Linked DNA regions of Mus musculus: region 2 is linked to region 1. Evidence: chromatin contacts called from ENCODE Hi-C data. All regions are on one chromosome and are shown on one strand. Each heading gives the region's core, a stretch centred on a gene start or an enhancer-like site at or near the end of the contact. The rest is flanking DNA. Distances are from core to core; before and after follow the strand shown.

The links. A loop is a pair of places that touch in the nucleus more often than their neighbours do.
Region 2: a map of Patski shows a loop between it and region 1 (3-fold over the local background). The contact joins the promoter of Klk1b3 here to the promoter of Klk1b27 in region 1. A Hi-C loop is called at or near these places in 3 of 37 maps with a recorded cell type or tissue (CH12.LX, Patski and T-helper 2 cell).

Annotation. Positions count from the first base shown.
Region 1 is chr7:44,049,850-44,054,326 of GRCm38, reverse strand. It overlaps Klk1b27 (kallikrein 1-related peptidase b27), which reads right to left and starts at 2,037. Exons shown (of 5, transcript NM_020268.3): 1 at 1,941-2,037. The coding sequence starts at 1,986. It also overlaps a transcript of Klk1b21 not described here.
Region 2 is chr7:44,196,030-44,200,141 of GRCm38, reverse strand. Klk1b3 (kallikrein 1-related peptidase b3) reads right to left here and starts at 1,951. Exons shown (of 5, transcript NM_008693.2): 1 at 1,850-1,951. The coding sequence starts at 1,895.

The DNA.
Region 1 (4,477 bases), core at 788-3,287:
CTGTGGGTATAGAAAGAACTCTTGAATCAGGAATCGGGTATTTAGGCCAGTTCAGAGTTTTAGGTTAAGGGATGGCAGGTAAGCTTCAATTTTAGTCCAATGAGAATGAAATTCTCTGGTATGGAATTTAGAGTCTTCAAGGCTTGAGAAGTCGTCACGGTCTTGGCTGGGTTTTGGCAAGTCTTGAAATGTGAGGCCTCAGAAAATTGGATTTGAATGAATAGATGAAACCAGGAAAGGGAGCTAGATGTTGATTTGGGGTTTCTTGGTTTGGGAATGAAGTGGCAGCTGGGATGGAGAGATTGAGGAATTTCCAGGTAAAAGGAGCAGGGTCAAGGCTAGGGCTTGGGCTCCTGTTAGGGTCTGCGGTGGGGATGACATCTAAGAGGGGTGGGGCTCCCTAAGAAAGGATTTTGAGCTGGGACATGCAGTGAGAGAAGGAAATTCTGGGGGTCTGTGAGGTGGGCAGGTGATCTGGGTATTGGATAGGATCAGGGTTCTCTTGGAGGCAGCCCCAAGACAGGAGTGGGACTTTTGGGATAACATTGGAAATGTAATTGAGGAAAATATGTAATAAAAACAAACAAACAAACAAACAAACAAATAAATAAATAAATAAATAAATAAATAAAAGGAATTAAAGCCTCTGGACAGAAGTAAAAACAAGTTAGGCCACTGGGAGGTAGAGAGGAGGATCCCATTATGTAAGGTACAAGGGTTAGATATTGGGGTCTTTGGGGTGTGCTGCACAGAGTGGGAACTAGAGCTGTGCACTGGGCCTTTGATGAGATAGGATAAGAGTCTGCAGCTCAGGGAGTGAGGCATGAGGGGGAAGAGCAGGCCAAGGCACAGCACTTGGAAACAGAGGAAATCTTGGCAAGTCATGCATAGCTGCACTTCTCTGTAACCTCAGTACCCAGCAGGCTGAGGCAGAGGGATTGCCATGGACTGAAGACAAGCCTGGGCTACATCATGAGACACTAACTCAGAACTTATTCCCAAGAGCTGGCCTGGAGATGGCTTGGTTGCTACACGATTGGTCATGCAAGCATTAGGACCTGAGCTGAACCATCCAGAAACCAGGGAAAATGTCAGGTGTGATGCTGTGTGCCTGTAGCCCCAGAGCTGGTTAGGTGGAAACAAGAGGATTCCCTTGAGTTTTGCTGGACAGCCATCTTAGCCTTAACAGAAGTCTCCATTCATTGAGAGACCATGCCAATGTTGTGAGTTATTGATGAAGACACTTGTCAAAGTCTGGTGTCTGTCAACTGACCCCGTGTCAAAAATGAGACTAAATCAAAAAGCCAGTGAGAAGTGACCCGGGCATTCTCTCCACACCAGAAAGGGAGGTGGCTATGGGGGTGGTATAGCATTGCAAATGTAAATGAGCGAAATACCTAATAAAAAATGGAAAAAAAAAAAAAAAAAGAAAGGGAGGGGGAACCCATCTGACCTTACAAGCCAGTTTAAGAGGAAGTTTTGGTAGAAACTGAGCATCTTGGGAAGATGGGGGATCAGTTGTCATCAGGTGGTGAACACAGATGAAGGCTGGCAGCTGCTGGACAGCCTAAGGTTCTATTGGGGGATTTAGGCAAGCCTCCGACACAAGGTTTGGGTTATGAGGCTCTAGGAAAAAGAATGTACTGTAGGGAAATCCAATGTTCTAAGTTTGGTAAGAAGTTAGGTTCTTTAGAAAGACTGGAGAAGCACAGAGATGGTCAGGTGTCTAAGAAAGAGGAGAAAGTTCTGGAAAGTGGGAGTGGACAGGCATCTGTCCTGGGAGCAAGGACTGTGAGGGACCTGGCACTGTGCAGGGCAGAGAAGGAGGAGCAGGTGGTGCTCATGATGTAGCTGGGGTGAGGAGAGAGGGGAAAGGAATGATCAGGGCCAAAGGCAGCAGGAAAGTCAGGGCTGTGACCCCTCCCTTTCCCTCATCTCACCAATCCCTCCTAGGGACAGGGCAAGGAACAGGATCAGGAACCTCATGGTAACAGGTGTCCAGGTTCCACAGGCAGTGAACTTGGAGCTGTTGAGGATCCTCGGGAGACTTTAAAAACGCTCATTCTCCCCATAGCCCCTCCCCTATCCTGTTGCCACCCAGATGCTGACAAAGCACTGCCCTTGCTTACAGATTTGGACTCCCTGCTTCTACCCTCCTGGCTGTGGGAAATGGAGGGCCCTGTTGTACCCTCTGTACAATATGCCCTAGGTCACCCTGGATACCTTCCCAGGGAGGAGATTGTGTAGGGCAGGTCATGCTGTTCCTGGGGCTGTTGGAGTTCCGGGGACCTTAGCCAGATGGCAAGGTCAGGGGCAATGGTGAGTTGGTGTGAAAGGCAGATGGAGGAGCAAGTGATGCCCAACCCACAGCTCTAAGGAAGTTCCTGTACCTCATGTCCAAGATTGTCTTCAGAAAGTTGCAATTAGAACAAGATTTTTTCACCAGTCCAAAACCGCTGCCAGTTCCCTATAGATACAAATCATTTTTTTGAGAATGCTAAAATTCTTGCCTTTTTGCACTTTGAACTCTGTGTCACTGATTTTATTGTTCCTATGAGAAGTTTGGGAGCTGCGTGTAGTGGTTCACACCTTTAACACCAGCACTTTGAAGCCACAGCCAGGTGGATCTGTGTGATTTTAGGGTCTAGTATTCTGTGATGTAGACCAACCTTGTCTACATATTGACTTTCAAGACAGTCAGGGTAATATATACAGCTTTCTCAAAACAAACCAATAAAATAAAATAGAATAAGATAAGATAAAATAAAATAAAATAAACAAATAGAAGTTATGGTGCAGATTACCATGGCCTGATCACACTTTTATTCAAAAGTATGAAATCTCAGGTTATTCCAGGGGAGTGTCACCCACCCTGAATAGAGTTGGGATAACAATGACATTTCACTTCCTCATTTCGTAGATCCTGATCTACATTTTGAGGTTAGCGCAGCCTGGGCCCTGTGAGACCCTTTCTCAAGTAACAGCAACCAGAAAATGTCACTTCCCTCCAGGAGCCTCATTGAGGGTTCAGCTTGGCAGCTGCATATTTTAGTACACACCTTTGATCCCAGAACTTAGGTGTCAGGGGCTGGTGGATCTTGGTGAGGTCCAGGTTAGACTGTGCACATAGTGTACTCAGGCCAGTGAAACAACACAGGGAGACTTTGTCTCAAACGTTAAAACATCAAGAAGTCAGCATGGGTTCTGGTACAGAGAAGGGGAAATACCCAGCCTGTGACACCTACTTACTGTTGCAGGTTTCAGACCCATCCCCTCTCGTTGAGCATCGAGTCTATTTCAGCTCTCATGGCAGTTAGCACATTTGACCTGGGTGTATTCCTGTGTGCCCTGTAAGGTCCAAGAAGACCAGGCTAGCCCTAATCCAGGGTAAGTGAGGAGCTGGTGATCAATTGCCCACCTAGTTCTCTTCTGAGTCCTAGGCCTCTGTGCCCAAGTTCTTCTGAAATCTACACTATTCTTTGCTCTAAAGGACAAGAGAGGAAGCACGCGTTCATCCACTTGTGAGTACATCCATGCACTTGATCTTTTTGTACGTCTTCAAGCATACATAATCATGCTGGAATTTGAGATAGGTGTACTGCACCGGAAGAGTCCAGTGCATGAGAATGGAAAGAGTTGAAGTGGTGCTGGTGATGAACTTCAAATAGCATCCACAGGGAAGTGGTTGTAGATGAGAGGGGGATATGGAAAGGAGGAAAAGGATGAAGGTTTGTATGCATTGAGAGAGGGGAGAAATGATCCAGGTCCCTGAATGTTTCCCTCCCCAGCTGTCCTGCTCTGTTCCTGGGAGGAGGACTGAAATTTTGTCCTACGTGGCTGGTCCCTCATGTCCATCTTCCTGGAAACTTGTTGGTGTTCAGTGTAATGGATATGTGATTATCTACGTGCACCGAGTATACACTGGATTCATTTGCCTCTGGATTGACTGAAGGGGGCATAAATGTTCCAATGTTGAACAAATCACCGGTCAGTGAATATGTAGACTGGGGGTTCATTCCATTGTGTTCTAGAGGTGGCTGTGTGGGTGGGATACTGCCACTCTTCCAGGAGTCTTTCTGGGGGTCTATGTTTGGGCTCACAGTGGGGACATCATTGTTGGTGGATCACTCTATGAGTGGCAGTAGAGTTATTTTTGAATTTCTAGGTAATGATTTGGTTAATGTGAGTGGAGGTGATGTTTCTTCCTTTATATCTATTTTTTTATGGGAGAACAGGAGGGGGTTTTGAAGTCAGAACCCAGTGCCTTACACAAACACTTCACAGGGTCTCACTCACTGAGCCACAACCCCAGAAGAACCTCATTGGAGACTCTAGGCAGGTGCTGTATCTCTGAACCATTTCCTGCCCCTTAGTGTGGGATGGATTCTAGACAGCTACATTCCCTCCCTCTGCCTTGTTTGTGACAGGTCTATGTAGCCCAGGCTGACCTCCAGCTCAATGTGTATCTGTGGATAAC
Region 2 (4,112 bases), core at 702-3,201, 150 kb before region 1:
GGCAAAGGACTTGTATATGGCTGGTCTTGTATATGGTGATCTGTGGGGACAGAAATAATTCTACAATCAGGAATTGGGTATAATGTCAGGCCACTTTATTGTTTTGGACCAAGGGTTGGAAGGGCAATGAGAGAGACAGAGAAAGACAGAGAGAGTGAGAGCGAGAGCGCGCGCGCGCGAGAGAGATTCATTTCATTTTTCCAATGAGAATCCTCTGATTTGGAATTTAGAGTCTCCAAGGCTTGAGAAGAAGTCAGAGCCTTGTCTGGGTTTTGGGAATTCTGGAAAGGGTGAGGTCTCAGGAAACGATTTCAATGAATAAATGAATCCAGGAAAGGGAGCTTGGGGTTGATTTGGGCTTTCTTGGATTGGGTATGAAGTGGCCAGTTGGGATGGGAGAGAATGAAGGTTTATAGATCAAAGGGGCAGGGTTAAGGCTAGGGTGTCTGCTCCTGTTCATGTCTGTGGTGGAGATGACATCTAAGAGGGGTGGGGCTCCCTAATAAAGGAGTTTGAGATGGGACGAGCAGTGAGAATTGGAATTTCTGAGGGTCTGTGACAGACAGGCTCTGCTTCCTGTGGAGGTGGACAAATGATATGGGTATTGGAGATGCTCAGGGTTCTCTTAGAGGCAGCCTCTGGACAGGAGTGGAAACTTAATTAGATCACATCAGACCACTGTGAGGCAGAGAGGAGGACCCAGCTGATATGAGGTACTAGGGTTAGGCATTGGGGTATTTGGGGAGTCCTGCACAGAGTTAGAACTAGAGCTGTGCAGTGGGGCTCCGATGAGAGGAGAGAGGAGCCTGCTGCGCAGGAAGGGAGGCATGAGGGGGAAGAGCAGGCCAAGGCACAGCATTTGGAAACAGAGGAAATCTTGGCAAGCCATGCATAGCCACACTTCTCTGTAACCTCAGTACACAGCAGGCTGAGGCAGAGGGATTGCCATTGACTGAAGTCAAGCCTGGGATACATCATGAGACACTAACTCAGAACTTATTCTCAAGAGCTGGGCAGGAGATGGCTTTGTTGCTACAAGATTGGCCATGTAAGCGTTAGAACCTGTGCTGAAGCTTCCAGAACCCAGGGAAAAAGTCAGGTGTGATGCTGTGTGCCTTTAACCCCAGAGCTGGGGAAGTGGAAACAGGAGGATTTCACCTGAGGCTTGCTGCATAGTCATCATAGCCTAACAGGAACTCCATACAGTGAGAGACGCAGCCCTAGGTGGTGAGTGATTGATGATCACTTGATGTCCACTTCTGGCGTCTACCACCTGACTCCTTCTCCAAAACCAGACTAACCCAAAAAGCCATTGGAAAGGTTCATACACATTTTCCCCACAGGACAAAGGGAACCCATCTTTTGTCACAAGCCAATTTGAGAAGTGATAGTTTTGGTAGAAATTGGGCAACCTAAGATGAGGGGGGCCAGTTGTCATCATGTGTAGAACACAGCTGAAAGATGGCAGCTGGTGAATAGCCAGTGACAATAGTGTGAGATTTAGGCAATCCCTGATTCAGGGGCTGTGTTATGAGGCTCTAGGAAAAACAATGAATTCTAGGGACATCTGATGTCCTAAGATCGGTAAGAGGTTGGGTTCCTTAGAAAGACTGGAGAAGCCCAGAGATGGTCAGCTATCTAAGGAAGAGGTGAAAGTTCTGGAAAGTGGGAGGGAACAAGGGCCTGTCCTGGGAGCAAGAACTGTGAGGGACTTGGCAGTGTACAGGGCCAGAGAGGAGCAGGTGGTGCTCATGATGTAGCTGGGGTGAGGAGAGAGGGGAAAGGGATGGCCAGGGCCAAAGGCAGCAGGAGAGTCAGGGCTGTGATCCCTCCCATTCCCTCATCTCACCAATCCCTCCTAGGGACAGGGCTAGGAACAGGATCAGGAACCACATGGTGACAGGTGTCCAGGAGCTGCAGGCAGTGAGCTTGGAGCTGTTGAGGCACCTCAGGGAGACTTTAAAAACCCTTATACTCCTCCCCTGTCCTGTTGCCACCCAGATGCTGACCAAAGCTATGTTCTTGCTGACAGAGTTGTACTTCCTTCTTGCACCCTCCTGGCTGTGGGAGGGGAGGGCCTCGTTGCACCTGCTGTCCTGTAGGCCTTAGGTCATCCTGGATATCTTCCCAGGGATGCGATTGGGTGGGGTAGGTCCTGCTGTTTCTGGAGCTGTTCGAGTTCTGGGGAACTTAGCCAGGTGACAAGGTCAGGGGCAATGTTGAGTTGGGTTGAAAGGCAGAGGAGCAAGTGATGCCCAACCCACAGCTCTAAGGAAGTTCCTGTACCTCAATACCTAGATTATTCTCAGAAAGTTGCAGTTAGAACAAAATCTTTTCACCAGTGATAGCCAAAATGGGTTCTAGTTCCCTGTAGATACAAACCATTTTTTTGGAATGTCAAAATGCTTGCTTTTCTGGACTTGGAACCCTGGATCACTGGTTTTATTGTTCCTATGAGAAGTTTGGGAGCTGGGTGTAGTGGTTCACACCTTTAATACCAGCATTTTGAAGCCAGAGCCAAGTGGATCTGTGTGATTTTAGGCTCTAGTATTCTGTGATGTAGACCAATCTATCTACATAGTGACTTTCAAGACAGTCAGGGTAATATGTAGAGCTTTCTCAAAACAACCCCCCAAAAATATAATGAGTAGAAGTTATGGTACACATTACCATTGCTTGATTACACATTACCCGCATCCCTGGGAAGATATCCAGGATGACCTAGGGCCTACAGGACAGCAGGTGCAACTCTTTTATTCAAAAGTATGAAAATTCAGGTTATTCCAGTGGAGTGTCACCCACCCTGAACCGTTTTGGGATAACAATGACCTTTCTCTTCCTCATTTCCTAGATCCTGAGCTACATTTTGAGAGTAGAGCAGCCCGGCTTATTTGAGACCCTTTCTCAAGAAACAGCAAACAGAAAATGTCACTTGCCTCCAGAAGCTTCAGGGTTAAGCTTGGTGGCTACATATTTTTGTGCATAACTTTGATCCCAGAACTTAGGTGTTAGGGGCTGGTGGATCTTTGTGAGTTCCAGGTTAGACTGGTACACATAGTGTATTCTGGCTAGTGAAACAACATAGGGAGACTTTGTCTCAAAAGTTAAAACATCAAGAATTCAGCATGGGTTCTGGTACAGAGAAGGAGAAATACCTAGCTTTATACACTTAGTTACTGTTGCAGGTTTCACACCAATCCCCTCTCATTGAGCATTTAGACTATTTCAGTTCTCATGGTAGTTAGCACATTTTACCTGGGTGTATGCATGTGTGTCCTGTAAGCTCCAATATGGGCAAGCTAGTCCTAATATGGGCAACTGAGGGGCTGGTGATCAATTGGCCACCTAGTTCTCCTCTGAGTCCTTGGCCTCTGTGTCCAAGTTCTTCTGAAAACTACACTGTTCTTTGCTCTAAAGTATGAGAGAGGAACCATGCATTCATCCACTTGTGAGTTCATTCATGCACTCCATCTTTTATGTATGTCGTCAAGGATACATAATCATGCTGGAGTGCAGCAGAACCTTTTGGTCCCTATCTGCATAGAATGGATCTCTGGTTGCAGGTGGACAAGGAGTCGGCAAATGAATGACAGATAGATCAACACGAGAGATTGTGTACAATCTGACTGTAATTTTTCAAGTCGAGATCATACTTTTTATATAGAAGAGTGACAAGAAACCAGGCGAGATTCATCCACCGAGTTACAGTGATACAATACAACAGGAATGTATACATCAAAAGAAGGAGGGGACCAGGCCACTGCCACTAAGAAGGGAGCCAGGTGTAATGCTAGTCTATTGTTAAGCCCAACACCAGGGGTTCTTAGTAAATGCCTGATTATGCTGTTTCTTTTGGACTAGTGAAGAAACCTGTCTCAGGGGGATTCCCTAACTCTTTCATGGTAAACCTACCTGTTTGCTAGGCCATTGTGTATTCCCTTGTTTGGGTGAGACTGGCTACTGTCCTAAGTAATCACTCTGCAGACCAGACTTGAGCTATTCCAGCTCCGTTTAGCTATGTCAGAATTCAATCTTTAAAGGCACTTATAATAAAAGAATACTAAAAGAGAGCACGTGGATCCATATACCACACTAACGCGGGGATATGGTAT